Linked DNA regions of Homo sapiens: regions 1, 3 and 4 are each linked to region 2. A link is a contact called in ENCODE Hi-C or POLR2A ChIA-PET data. All regions are on one chromosome and are shown on one strand. The core of a region is the stretch at or near the end of the contact, and the rest is flanking DNA. Distances in the headings are between cores, read along the strand shown.

What was found. Hi-C counts contacts between places; a loop is a spot of excess contacts on that map. ChIA-PET counts read pairs that join two places held with the same protein, here RNA polymerase II (POLR2A). Pooled maps may share reads with other maps.
Region 1: a map of OCI-LY7 shows a loop between it and region 2 (4-fold over the local background). The contact joins the promoter of GPSM2 here to the promoter of EEIG2 in region 2. A Hi-C loop is called at or near these places in 2 of 168 maps with a recorded cell type or tissue (CD4-positive, alpha-beta T cell and OCI-LY7), 9 of 37 single-sample maps with no recorded cell type and 14 of 50 pooled maps. POLR2A ChIA-PET finds 5 or more read pairs at or near these places in 2 of 52 experiments (WTC11 and activated T-cell).
Region 3: a map of CD8-positive, alpha-beta T cell shows a loop between it and region 2 (19-fold over the local background). The contact joins the enhancer-like site here to the promoter of EEIG2 in region 2. A Hi-C loop is called at or near these places in 6 of 168 maps with a recorded cell type or tissue (CD4-positive, alpha-beta memory T cell, CD8-positive, alpha-beta T cell, K562 and 3 more), 4 of 37 single-sample maps with no recorded cell type and 14 of 50 pooled maps. POLR2A ChIA-PET finds 5 or more read pairs at or near these places in 2 of 52 experiments (WTC11 and activated T-cell).
Region 4: a map of B cell shows a loop between it and region 2 (4-fold over the local background). The contact joins the enhancer-like site here to the promoter of EEIG2 in region 2. A Hi-C loop is called at or near these places in 2 of 168 maps with a recorded cell type or tissue (B cell and naive thymus-derived CD4-positive, alpha-beta T cell) and 4 of 50 pooled maps.

Annotation. Positions count from the first base shown.
Region 1 is chr1:108,875,357-108,878,625 of GRCh38, forward strand. GPSM2 (G protein signaling modulator 2) reads left to right here and starts at 1,629. Exons shown (of 15, transcript NM_013296.5): 1 at 1,629-1,872. RefSeq lists an enhancer at 1,285-1,384 and silencers at 1,465-1,864, 1,955-2,024.
Region 2 is chr1:108,558,408-108,561,635 of GRCh38, forward strand. It overlaps EEIG2 (EEIG family member 2), which reads left to right and starts at 1,693. Exons shown (of 11, transcript NM_001010883.3): 1 at 1,693-2,158. The coding sequence starts at 2,022. RefSeq lists a silencer at 1,354-1,893 and enhancers at 2,284-2,383, 2,847-2,896.
Region 3 is chr1:108,895,138-108,898,415 of GRCh38, forward strand. GPSM2 (G protein signaling modulator 2) reads left to right here. Exons shown (of 15, transcript NM_013296.5): 3 at 1,727-1,948; 4 at 2,355-2,490; 5 at 2,822-2,964. Among named protein-coding and RNA genes, the nearest start is that of GPSM2, 20 kb to the left of the region's middle. Within about 2 kb of position 1,779, at least 3 of the 41 ENCODE cell types and tissues checked have a DNase peak (open chromatin) inside an H3K27ac peak, as active enhancers do.
Region 4 is chr1:108,073,609-108,077,085 of GRCh38, forward strand. It overlaps LINC02785 (long intergenic non-protein coding RNA 2785), which reads left to right. Exons shown (of 4, transcript XR_001738173.3): 4 at 785-1,783. Among named protein-coding and RNA genes, the nearest start is that of LINC02785, 11 kb to the left of the region's middle. Within about 2 kb of position 1,568, at least 2 of the 41 ENCODE cell types and tissues checked have a DNase peak (open chromatin) inside an H3K27ac peak, as active enhancers do; they include B cell, where a contact is called at or near this core.

The sequences.
Region 1 (3,269 bases), core at 379-2,878, 320 kb after region 2:
ATAACTCATTCAAGGTCAATCAGCAAGTAAGTAGCAGAATTGGAACTCAAACCCAGGTCTAGTTTGATGATAAAGCTGTTCCTTTAAGCAATTTGCCATAACATGCACCTAATGGGAAATGTTGCTTGGATCACTGGTTATGGCCATCATTCACGGAGATACTGAACCCGGAGTTTTCTTTAACATAGCCTTTACCCTGTAGAAACATTTAAACTTCATTTCAGAAGAGAAATATCTATTTGAAAAATAATCTAAGTAAATTCATCAGATGCTTTACCCCAGAGAGACTCTGGTCTTGGTATTTTGGTTTTTGTTGTTGTTTGAGACGGAGTCTCGCTCTGTCGCCGAGGCTGGAGTGCAGTGGCGCGATCTCGGCTCACTGCAACCTCCGCCTCCTGGGTTCAAGCAATTCTCCTGCCTCAGCCTCCCGAATAGCTGGGATTGCAGGCGCCCACCACCAGGCACGGCTAATTTTTGTATTTTTAGTAGAGACGGGGTTTCACCATTTTGACCAGGCTGGTCTCCAACTCAGGTGATCCCCCCGCCTCGGCCTCCCAAAGTTGCTGGTATTACAGATGTGAACCACCGCGCCCGGCCGGTATTTTGTGAAGAACAAACTATAAGGTGACTACTATTTTGGGGTCACCTTGACATGGAGGAGAGGTGAATGGAAATAAAACTTATTCTTCCCAGTGTCTTTAGAATGTAGGCGCTGAAACTGAGTGAAACTGAGTAAAACTGCCACCCAATTTTCCTGGGAACCAGCGATTCTGTAGTCAACAGAAGTTTGCTTTTCCAACAGCTGGAAACGCCAGGGTTGGGCACAGCCTCAAGAACTGAGGCTGCCTTGTTCAGACTTTCACACGGTCCCTCTGTTCCTTCCACAGAGGCCTCTTTTTCTTCTATATCCCGCATCTGCCGCTTGGGACACTCATTCTGTAGCGCAGCACCAAGTCTTCCAAAAAGGCGGCGCTGGTTTTGCGCTCCTTTTTTAAAGGGATCTAGGCCAGCCTCTATCTGAACTCTGTACGATGTTTTTTGTTTGTTTGTTTTGTTTTGTTTTTGAGATGGAATTTCGCTCTTGTTGCCCAGGCTGGAGTGCAATGGTGCGATCTCCACTCACGGCAACCTCCGCCTCCCGGATTCAAGCGATTCTCCTGCCTCAGCCTCCTGAGTAGCTGGGATTAAAGGCATGCGCCACCACTCCCAGCTAATTTTGTATTTTTAGTAGAGACGGGGTTTCTCCATGTTGGTCAGGCTGGTCTCGAACTCCCGACCTCAGGTGATCCGCCCGCCTCGGCCTCCCAAAGTGCTGGGATTATAGCCGTCCGTCACAGCGCCCGGCCAACTCTAGACAATATTTATTGCTCTACTTTTTAGTGTCTGAAGAAGAAAGAAGAGGACAGGAAAGAAACTTCAGTCTGAGGGTTGAGGACACGTCCCGGAGCAGAGGAGGACCAAGCTCCCAAGCCCCCTGTCACCTTGACACGCAGACGGTTCCCCAGGACTGCGAAGAGGGGGGCAACCAGCGCCCCGCCCCGCCCCGCTGCGCCGCCCGCCATTGGCCGGTCCGAAAGACGCGGGGCGTTGTCGGTTTGAATGAGAGCGCCTGGAGCCGGGGCGCAGGCGCAGAGGAGGGCGGTGTTGAGACCGGCGGAGCGGCGGGACCCCTAGGTGGCGGAGGGACGCTCCGGGAAAGCGAGGGGCGCTACGAGCTCTGGCCCACGTGACCTGCCGGGGGCGGGAGCAGGGGGCGCGCCGGCCTCCTGCGGTGCCCCTGCCTTGGGGAGGGGCCGTGACCACCCGTCTGTCGCCCGAGGCGGCCGCCGCTGCACCTTCACCGCGTACCCGGGACCCGCCCGCCCGCGGGAGGTGAGCGCTTCCGCGACGCGGGTTCTGAGGCGTTTGAGGGGCTCTCGGAGGGAGGTGACAGGGAGGGGTGCGTGTGCGTGCGTGTGGGGCTTCTGTGTCCAGAGGTCTGGGGGTGACGTCCTTTGTTTTGGGCAGGAGGCGGGCTGGGGGCTTGCGGGACCTGTGGGCGCTGCGGGGACGCGGCGTCGATGCTCAAGAAACCAGAAACTCGGCTTGAGGAGTTGCTGCTTTTTTGTCGGAAGGTCTTCAAATGAGAGTAAAGCGTTAAGAGCCTCACTCCTGAGTCTTTTTTTTTTTTTAAGATAAAAACTATACTAGAGTCCAGCGACTTCTTACCACTCTGAATGTGAGTAACAAATTGTGAATCAAAGCCCGAATCCCCGTGGAATTCATTCCGAGGCTGATTGCAATCACTTGGAGTCGGGCGCGTCCTACCTAAACCAGGCAGTTTATGGCAAATACCTGCCTTGACCGTGCTTAAATTAGTGAACTTTTGGGCACCAACTGGTCGATTTACCATAGAAATTGGTAGTTGCTGCAAAAAGAGTAAGTAAACATAAAACGTTAAGAAAACTCTTTCCTGAAATCTATAGAATACCTTCGAATAAAAAAAAATCTGTAATTTCCTTGTTTTAATAGTAACCAGTTAGAGCATTTGAACTAGTAGCATTTGAACTCTGTTAAAGAAAACGAGTAAGGATGGAAATTTTATTGGCCTTAATGCATAATTTAACCACACCGTAGAATTAAACGAAGTAGGTTCTTGGCTTTCCTTTCTATCGGGTTTGCATTGGAGCGTTCGTGGGGTGTGTTGGAAGTCAGCAGGACCAACAGAGCTGAGTTTTCAAGCTGCCACTTTAGAAGGGTGTACCGAAGATTTCTGGCCTGATAATAGCCGGTGTGATTGCTTCTGATAAATACCACTTTTGATTGGGTTCTCACTATTCAGGAGCAGCTTTAGTTGATTGTTTAGAAGTGAATAAACAACATTAAAAAGGGTAGATCACTGTTGGTTGACATGGTGTGTGTAAGGAGAGGGGGGCCTCAGGGATTAGGGGTGGTCTCACACCTACTTCTCTTTACAACTACCACGGAGTCGTTTTCGCAAGCTATTTCCCAGGCTATTACTTATAATTTAAGTATTGGAGCGGTTTCAAAGTAAAAAGTTGTGTGATGTTGTTGTAGAGGCATGTCTCCAAAATCCTCTCTGGCCAGATAAGCAGTTTAATTGTATTTTCTTACATTCTTAAATCAGATATTCGGTGTTACAAACATATTTTAATATAGATCTGAGACTTGCTTACTAGACTAATTAAAACAGTGATAAGATATAGTAGTTTTAAAAATGACCTTTTCATAAACATAAAATATTTCTAAGATCTATCTTTAGAAATTTG
Region 2 (3,228 bases), core at 443-2,942:
CTTAGGCACCTTCACGATCTCCTCTTTGCCTACCCTTTAAATATTCTTCAGAGTAACTCATCCTTATCCACCTTTTGGGCTTCAGCCATCAGCGATTACCTCAATTCCCAAATGTATATTTTCAATTGCCAATGCATTTTTATGAGCTAAGGCTGCCTCTCTCTCCCTAGATGTACTGCAAGCAGATCCCATAAAGACTCATTATCTCTTCCATTCCCAACCTGCCCTCCTCTTGCTTTCAATGTTCAGTCAATGAAATTAACATTCATCCAGTGCTCTAAATGACAAATCTCAAAGTCCCCAAATGCATCTCACTGTCTTTGCCCCCTGTCCTGCAGGGTAAGAAGCTTTATCCATTACCAAATCCCCACCCCCGAACCTGCCTCTGAATCTTTTTTTTTTTTTAATTTATTTCTCCTAGAACAACTTACCCCACTTTGTCCCAAATCATTTTCATCCTTTGAAATTCAGAAAACTGATTAACTTCAATTAATTGCTTCTCTGAGTTCTACATAGCTTGGTGCTAGGTTGTGTTTTTTTAATGACCTGTCTAAACATGTCTTCCTCACTAGATTGTAAAATTCTTGAGGGCAGTTATTGGCTTTTGGTTATGGGGTCTAGCCGATGATTGACATTTTAAGCAATTTTTTTATATGAATGAATGAGTAAACGAGTAAACTGAGAAAGAAAATATTTTCAATTAAACCCTTTCAGAATTACTGTGGCAGAATCTGAGTGAAAATGACAATAACTCAGTTTAAAAACATGAACATCACGTAACCAACTTTGTAACATTCATTGTAACAATACATGCATGATTACAGAAGGCAGGTAATTGTTATTCCCCTAGGGAGATTTTTTTTTAAGCCTGCTCTGAAGATTTTGTTTTGTTTTTAAGACAGGGGCTTGTTCTGTTGCCCAGGCTAGAGTGCAGTGGCGCGATCTCCGATCATTGCAAGCTCCGCTTCCCCGGCTCAGGCTAACCTCCCTCCTCAGCCTCCCGAGTAGCTGGGATTACAGCGTAGCCATGCCAGACTGCCTGCAGAATTTGATTTTAAGCATTTCAGTTCTCAGTATAGACAGACAAATTTTTAAAGGGAGGGTATTATTTTAACTGCTTCTTTGCTCTTTTATCTTTTGTCCTGGGTGACAGGAACTAGATAAGCTATACCCCAGAGAAAGCGCCTGCAGCAGTACGGTGCCTGGGCCCTTGATAGTCCCTCAGCACATCATTTTCCTTTTTCCTACCTTATCTTCCTTTTATATTTGAAGGCTCGTGAATTTAGAGTACCTAACGGAAATTTTAGTTTTAGGATTTCAATTTGACCAAAACAACGCTGAGATTTTAATTGCCTCTATTAACCCATGGCTCTCAAACCCAAAGGAAAGAAACCACTGGAGGGGGTGGGGGAGAAAGGAGGCGGTGCAAAAACTGAAAAGAAAGGCGGAGAGGAAGCGGTAGAAGGAAGCTTTCTCTGTCGGGTTTGTCTTTTTTTAACCCCAGAAAGGCGTGACGTGCTAACTGCCGTCGCGGGTTAGAGTCCGCGGCCAAGCCCGCGCCCGCCCACAAAGTCCCCGCCCTCCCTCCGGCTTCCGCCCCGCCGTGCGCTGCAGGCCGCGGCCGCTGGGGGCGCCCCCGACCCCCGAGGCGCTGAGGCGGCGGTTCCTCGAGCCTCGCCTCTCCCGACTCCCAGACGGGCGGCAGCGGCGGCGGAGGCGGCGGCGGCGGCGGCGGCGAGCTGAGCACCAAAAGGGCGCTCACCTCCCCGGGCGAGCTGCAGCACGACCGCTCCCCGCGGGCGGTCGGGGTCCGCGCCGCAGCTGCCGCCGCGTTCCGGCCCAGGCTGCCGCGAGAGGCGGCGGCAGCGGCCCCGGCCGCGGCCGGCCTGCGGCGCCCCCCGGCCGCGCCCCCGCGCACAGCTCGCGGCCCCGGCCATGGGGCTGGGCTGATCCGGGGCTCGGCCAAGCTGAGGCGGCGGCGCCCGGCCGTGCGCCCAGCTTGCAGGCGCCTGGCTCTCACGATGATGAAGAAGAAGAAGTTTAAGTTTAAGGTGGACTTCGAGCTCGAGGAGCTCTCCTCAGTGCCCTTCGTCAATGGGGTCCTCTTCTGCAAGATGCGGCTGCTGGACGGCGGCAGCTTCACCGCCGAGTCCTCCAGGTAACTCGCCTCCCGCGCCGCCTCGCCCCTTTCTGCTTGGCCAGGGCTTGTTGGATGGGCAGCATCTCTCCTTGGCCCATTTGCTCGCCTTTCCCTAGGGACCGCTCTAAAATCAGTCGAATTTATTGATCTGCAAAGTGCTTTGCAAATGGGTTCTTCTCAGCTGGCCTTGGTTCCTGCGCTCCTGACTCCAGATGGTGCCTGGTATCTGCTCTTCCCTCCCAAATCCTCTAGGAATGGGAGCAATGGCCAGAGAGGGAGGATGCTTCTGTTTTCTCTTAAGACATTTCCATATTTGTGAAATGCAAAGTAGAACTTGAGCTGTTAAAAACTAAAATAACCCAAACTGCAGGAGTTCCAAGAGCCCAGCTCTGAACAGAAACCTGTGCTTAGCACAATTCCTTCTCCCTTGTAGATTACAAGGGGACTTGGCCACCCACTCTGAGGCTGGGGTAGGCCTGGCCAGGCTTGACTTGAGTCAAGTGCTCCTGGCAGACGAGACAACGGTCTGTGCCTCATCAGAGAGCGGCGTCTCCAGTTAGGCGCTAATGCTGGATGAATTAGTCTTGAAGTGGCCACTAGTAGGTCTCCTTGTGGGAGGGCTTAGAGCCAGATGGGGAGCCCAGGCCCTGCCCTCATTTTAAAATGAGCCCCTGGGCACTCCCAGAGAGAGGCATTAGCAGGTTACAGAATGAAGCTATTAAATAATAGGTGTGGCATTAATAATAGGTGTGGCAGTGTTTCTTGAGTAATTTCAGAGCTACTCACAGGTTGACAGATGTACCCTAAGGTGCTTTCTTTAAAATATATACATAGAGAGAGAAAACAATTTTTTAAATGAACTTTTGAGTTCCTGAGATCAAGAAGGGTTAAAAGTTAATGTTATTTTGCCCATATATACTGGTCTTAGGCTTTATTTCTGCCCTAAAAATATTCTACTTAAAAAAAATTCCGTCATCCCATTTATAGTATAAAGGAAATAATGTCACTGGATTGTGGAATTGGGGCTAGAAACTTGTCTTTGGGGCAATATTGAAGCCTATGGAAGCCAGAAAATGTCTAGTTGGCTA
Region 3 (3,278 bases), core at 529-3,028, 340 kb after region 2:
CAGGTGGCCAGACATCACCCAGAGGGTGGAGTTCAGCGTTGGGAGTTTTAGAAAGTGCTCCAGGTGAGCTCTGCTGTTGTACAGCCAGCATTAAGAACAACTGCTCTATTGGAGTGGCTCAAAGCTCATTCTAGTAAGGAGTAACTTAATGCTGTTCCAAAAATTAAAACATTTGATGAGCTTAATCAGAGCTTCTCAAAGAGTGATATGTATGCCACTGGTGGTACATAAGGTAACTTTACTCACTTTTAGATTTTAATAATTTCATATTTGTTTAATGTGTATTAGAACGGGGTTCCCAACCCCTGGGCCACAGACCAGTACTGTTGTAGCCTGTTAGGAGGTAAGCTGCAGGTGGGCAGGACGAGTGAGCATTTTCACCTGAGCTCCGCCTCCTGTCAGATCAGCAGTACCATTAGATTCTCATAGGAGTGCAAACCCTATTGTGAACTGCACATTCGAGGGATCCAGATTGCACATTCCTTATGAGAGTTTAATGCCTGATGATCTGTCACTGTCTCCAGTCACACCCAGAGGAGACCATCTAGTTGCAGGAAAACAAGCTCAGGGCTCCCACTGATTGTACATTATGGTGAATGTATAGTAACAAGAGGAATAAAGTACACAATAAATGTAATGCACTTGAATCATCCCAAAACAATCCCCTGCCACCCGTCCATGGAAAAATTGTCTTCCACAAAACCGGCCCCTGGTGCCAAAAAGATTGGAGACCGTTGTATTAGAATATACATATAAGTATCGTATCAAATTCACAGTTTCATGAGTACTGCTTTGGATGAAGCTCCATTTTTTTAAAATGATAAGTTAAAGATAGTGTGCCAATTTAAAGGAAATTTGCCAAATTACAGAAATAATTAAACGAATAGGTAGTTCCTACATATGGCAGAAATCATGAAGATGCTGAAGAAACACAATGGCAACTTTGGTGAAGGGCACCCTCTAAAATTTAGGATTTGAATCCAAAGTATCAGTGTTTTTTTCTCCCAGATATGTTTACAGTGACTTAATCCTTCTTTTTCAATTCAGGGACAGACTTTCAAAATTAGTATTTCTGCAAATTTTTGAATCATTGTTTTCTAACTTAGTTTCTTGACACCTAGTTCTCTTGTGAAAATGTGTCTTACAGATCAAGAATATTTTGTTCCTCTATTTTTCTAGGGTATAAGTGGACATGTGGTGGTAAGAAGAGGAAGGAGAGTGAGTGTGTGTTGTGTGTGTATGAGAGAGAGAGCGAGGGATGGATGGCTGGATGGTCAGAGGGGCTGATGAACAGGTGACTAGATTACTTGGATACCTGGGTAGAGAACAATATTAATAATTGTAGGGCCTCACTTTCCTACATACTCATCTTCTCAGACTCTAAGGAAGTCCAGAGGTCTGTTACAACTCAGAATTGTTTGGGAAATACTGCTTTAGGCTCTTTCACTAGTAACGTGGATTGCTCTGGGCCAATTAAAATGAGCTCCACATAAAGATATTTAGCTATCCTGACCTCTCTGAGCAGGCTCAGAGAAATTCGAATAGGCAAATTACCTCTTGCTACAAATAACTGCTTACTGTTTTATCAGGAATGTATATAAACTTCAGTTATAGAGGCAGCTGCCCTGAACAAGAGTAGCCGCTTAAATTATATTACGGGAAGTTAAAAATACTGTGATGCAGCTGTAATGTTATGTTTAAATGTCTGTCCTGTATAATTTTGTAGAATGGAAGCTTCTTGCCTAGAGCTGGCCTTGGAAGGGGAACGTCTATGTAAATCAGGAGACTGCCGCGCTGGCGTGTCATTCTTTGAAGCTGCAGTTCAAGTTGGAACTGAAGACCTAAAAACACTTAGCGCTATTTACAGCCAGTTGGGCAATGCTTATTTCTATTTGCATGATTATGCCAAAGCATTAGAATATCACCATCATGATTTAACCCTTGCAAGGTAATTAATTTAAGCTTTTAAATATTCTTCCTTCTGAAATTAGCTATTACTTTAAAAAATATTTCTATTCAATTAACAAAAACTAACTTAATACATTTAATGAGTTCTACTTCAGTAACATCGCTTTTCAAAACTAACCTTTAGGCTGAACACAGTTTAATTGAATGAATAGTAGTGAATTGACCCTAGAGTTTAATTAAATGGATGAAAACTAATTACATTCAAATCCAGAAATGTAAGTTTTAAATATTTATTTAAAGTAGGTTTCAAAGCCAATGGGTTTTTCTTACCTTAAGCATGTCAGTTTGTCCTCTTGGAAAACTGTACTCTGGCTACTTTATATTTTAACACCATTTGTATTTTAATACCATTTGGTTTTTTGTTTTTTGTTTTTTGTTTTTTTCAGGACTATTGGAGACCAGCTGGGGGAAGCGAAAGCTAGTGGTAATCTGGGAAACACCTTAAAAGTTCTTGGGAATTTTGACGAAGCCATAGTTTGTTGTCAGCGACACCTAGATATTTCCAGAGAGCTTAATGACAAGGTAATACCGCAGCATTAGATGGTAGGCCTAATATTTTCATTCAAAGGGCTTTGCATTTTAATACTATTTAATTATTCTATAGTTTATTTTAAAATTAATACCAAAAAAGAAAACATTTATAGACTAATAGAAGTAAAAGAAAAAAAATTTAATGGAGAAAAAGAAGGAAATAGTAAGAGGTCTTTCATAAGTAATTATTTGATTGGTTCTGTATGGAGAGCCAATATAAAAATTTTTTTCCCTTGTCCGTAATACTAAGGATATTACAAATATATATGATAAACCTGACCTCTGTTTTCAAAATGTAAACTTTGCTGATGTCTTCATTTAGGTGGGAGAAGCAAGAGCACTTTACAATCTTGGGAATGTGTATCATGCCAAAGGGAAAAGTTTTGGTTGCCCTGGTCCCCAGGATGTAGGAGAATTTCCAGAAGAAGTGAGAGATGCTCTGCAGGCAGCCGTGGATTTTTATGAGTGAGTAGGGGCTGATATGGGCAGTCATGTAGGCCCATCTAAGCCGTGGATCTGCTGTACGTTCTTTATTCAGTAGTAAGTTTTTAAGTTTGGCAAAGATTTTAAAGTTATGAACTAGCAAAATCATCAATTCAGTTGCTTAAATGTTACAGTGTTATATTAGTAGTAATCTGCAGCTTTCATTTAAGTTGCAGACCAGTGCCACTTAGTGGCAAAAGCAAGAAATGTCAATGGTTGGTCTGTTATTTAGAGTAATTTAGTCTTTTACCAATAGAATTTCATAGAACTACTTAACTATAGGGGTTCCAAGATTA
Region 4 (3,477 bases), core at 318-2,817, 480 kb before region 2:
GGATTTCACTCCCATCTGTTAGATTGGTGGTTCTCTAGTGCATCAGAATTACCTGGAGGGGATGTTATCCCACACATTTTGGACCCCACTCCAGAGTTCCAGAAGTGGTTAAGGTAGAGATGGGACCCCAGCATTTGCATTTCTAACAAGTTTCCAGGTGATGCTAAGGCAGCCAGTCCTGGAACTACACTTTGAGAATCACTGCTGTGGAGGCTTATTGGCCACAGGCCACGTGGTTTGCAAGAGGATAGAACTCCCTGTCTTGGGGACATCTGTCTTTTAGATTTGGTGATAAGCATAGGTTGACCTTTGTATGGATAAGGCATTCATAAGTCAGATGTTTCCATCCTTAAGGACCCATGCTTATCTATCCTACAGTTTTAACACAGCTTACCTATTTGCTTGTTTTGTTGTTGTTGTTGTTGTTTTTAAAGAATGAGTTTTAGATGATCGTCTTCCATTACTAAACTTCAGAGGAATAAAGTATAGGTTGCTTTTATCCAAGGGAAGAGAGGATGCTTAGCCAATTATTTCTTCCAATAGCTTTTGTTTTTATTATCTTGTCATTCAATAATCAATAGCCAGTGAAGAAAAATGAAAATTGTTGACTTCTGGAAGTCAGGAGTATTTTTATTATTACATACTGTTCATGACAGTTTTTAAAACAAATCTCATACAGTAACAAATAATCCCACTAGCTGTGTATAACCCCTAAATTGTAGGAAGAAATAGGCAACCGCAGGAGATTTGGAACCCACACGTTTCCCTCACCTCCTCTCCACAGGGCTTTGCCTTCCAGTGTCTACTTGGCCTTCCAGTGTCAGACAGCTTCTTGCACCTGACCCACTCAGCTGAGGACACAGATGTCAAAAAAAAAATCATAAATACAGAATTCCAGAAAATTTTACCAATATGTTATATTTGCTGTGGTTGCTTTATAGATTTTTAAAAATTATTGGTCCAGTAACAGGTCTGAAATTTAACCCTTCTCCTGCTTTTGAAGCATTTTTTAGGTAAGTAGTTTTCATGCTTTGATGTATATCATCAGAATTACCTGGGTGGTGGATCTGGAAATGTGTATTTTTAAAGTTGGTGTTTTTATTAATAGACTTTATTTTTTAGAACAGTTTTAGACTTACAGAAAATTAAGGCAATAATACAGAAGGTTATCCACACACACACATAGAGTTTCCCCTATTAACATCTTACATTAGTATGGTACCTTTGTTGCAATTAAGGAACCGATATTAATATATTATTATTAACAAAAGGCAATAGTTTACTTCAATTTCCTTAGATTTTACCTAATGCCTTTTTTCTGTTCTAGAATCCAATTCAGGATCCCATATTGTGTGTTTAGTTAATATGTCTCCTTATGCTGCTCTTGGCTGTGACCATTTCTCAGACTTCCCTTGTTTTTGGTGATCTTGACAGTTTTAAGGAGTACTGTAATATTCAAGTGTTTTGTAGAATTGCCCTATATTGGAATTTGTCTGATGTATTAGTCTCGAGTTATGAGTTTGGGGAAGGAGGATCACAGAGGTAAAGAACCACTGTCATCATAGTCTATAAAGGGTACATGTTGTCACATGACTTATGGGTGTGGTTGACCTTGAGCATTTGGCTTCAGTAGTATTAGACAGATTTCTACGTCGTAACGTTACTCTTTCATTTCCCCTTTTCATAACGTATTCATTGGAAGGAAGTCACTATATGCAGCCCACACCTAAGGAATGGGGAGTTATGCTCCCCCTCCATTAGGATGTAATCTACATAATTTGGAGTTTTCCTGCATAGGAGATTTATCTCCTCTCTATAATTTATTGCTTTATTCAATAATTTCTTTATGTCAGTATGGACTCATAGATATTTATTTTATACTTTGGGTTATACTCTAAAGTGACTTTATTTATGTTGTTTCTCAAAATATGCTAGCTTTGGCCAGTGGGAGCTCTTTCAGTTAGCTCATGTACACTTTTGACGTACCCCATCTGTGTGTGTGTGTGTGTGTGTCTGTGTGTGTGTGTGTGTGTTGAGTATTTACTTACCTTCTGGCACTACAAAATGCTCTACAGTCATTTCATGTAGTCACTGCCCCAGTCCTAGAATCAACCATTTCTCCAAATAGCCCTGGCGCCTTTTATTGAAGAATAGTATAAGAAACCAAGATTTGAGTGCTTGGTGTGCTCCTTACTACTGGATGTCATTTCTTTTACACCTTGTCAGCTCACAGAGCAAAGAAATACATGTGCATATAAGAAGCTGTGTGTGTAAATATACAGCTTGGAAACACCTGTATCTACTTTAAGTTAAACATGAGTTCTTACCGATGTCATCAACTCTACTCCATTACCACATGGATCATTCTCTCACTTACCTATCATCTCCCACTCAAACAGTAAGGAACCTGGCTCCCACCATCTGCAAATTCTTTTACAAAAAATTAATTGTTCAATTCCAGCAGACATGTATAGCAGTATCAGAATTGTTAATACTTCCATGAGAAACAACTTTTTAAAATAAAATACACTACTTAATGTGCCTTTAGCCTTATACACCCCATTCATTTCCAAAGTTACCTATGTCAGTGCCTTTTCTCCCTTCAGGGAATGAAATATTATTATGATATATATAATTATAATAAAAATATTATATATATAATTATAATAAAAATATTATTATTATTTGTTTTTTGAGATGGAGTCTCACTCTGTCTCCCAGGCTGGAGTGCAGTGGCACAGTCTCAGCTCACTGCAACCTTCGCCACCTGGGTTCAAGCAATTCTCCTGCCTCAGCCTCCCAAGTAGCTGGGATTGCAGGTGGCTGCCACCACGCCCAGCTAATTTTTGTAGTTTTAGTAGACACGGGTTTCATCACATTGGCCGGGCTGGTCTTGAAGTCCTGACCTCAGGTGATCCACCTGCCTAGGTCTCTCAAAGTGCTGGGAGTGAGGGCATTTTATACATTTATAATACAATTAGATTCTCTTGCCACAGTCTGCATTTTCTCCTGGGATCCCTGACCTCCTAAATTATTTATTAAATTTGCATACATTAAGGCTTATTCTTTATGTTGTAAAGTCATATGGGTTTTGACAAATGCATAATATCATGTATATATTGTCACAGTATCATACAAGATAGTTTTACTGCCCTAAAACATCCCTGTACTTCATGTATTCATGCTTTCTCCCACCCCAAGTCCTGGACAAACCACTGATCTTTTTATTGTCTATACGGATTTGTCCTTTCCAGAATGTCATACAGTTGGAATGAGAAAGTAGCCTTTTTAGACTGGCATCTTTCACTTACCTGTATGCATTTAAGCTTCCTCCATGTTCTTTTGTAGTTTGATAGCTAATTTCTTTTTATTGCTAAATGATATTCCATTGTATGGATCTACCACAGTTTGGTTATCCATCCATCTATTAAAGGACATCTTTATTATTTCTAGGTTTTACAATTATAAGTAAAGCTG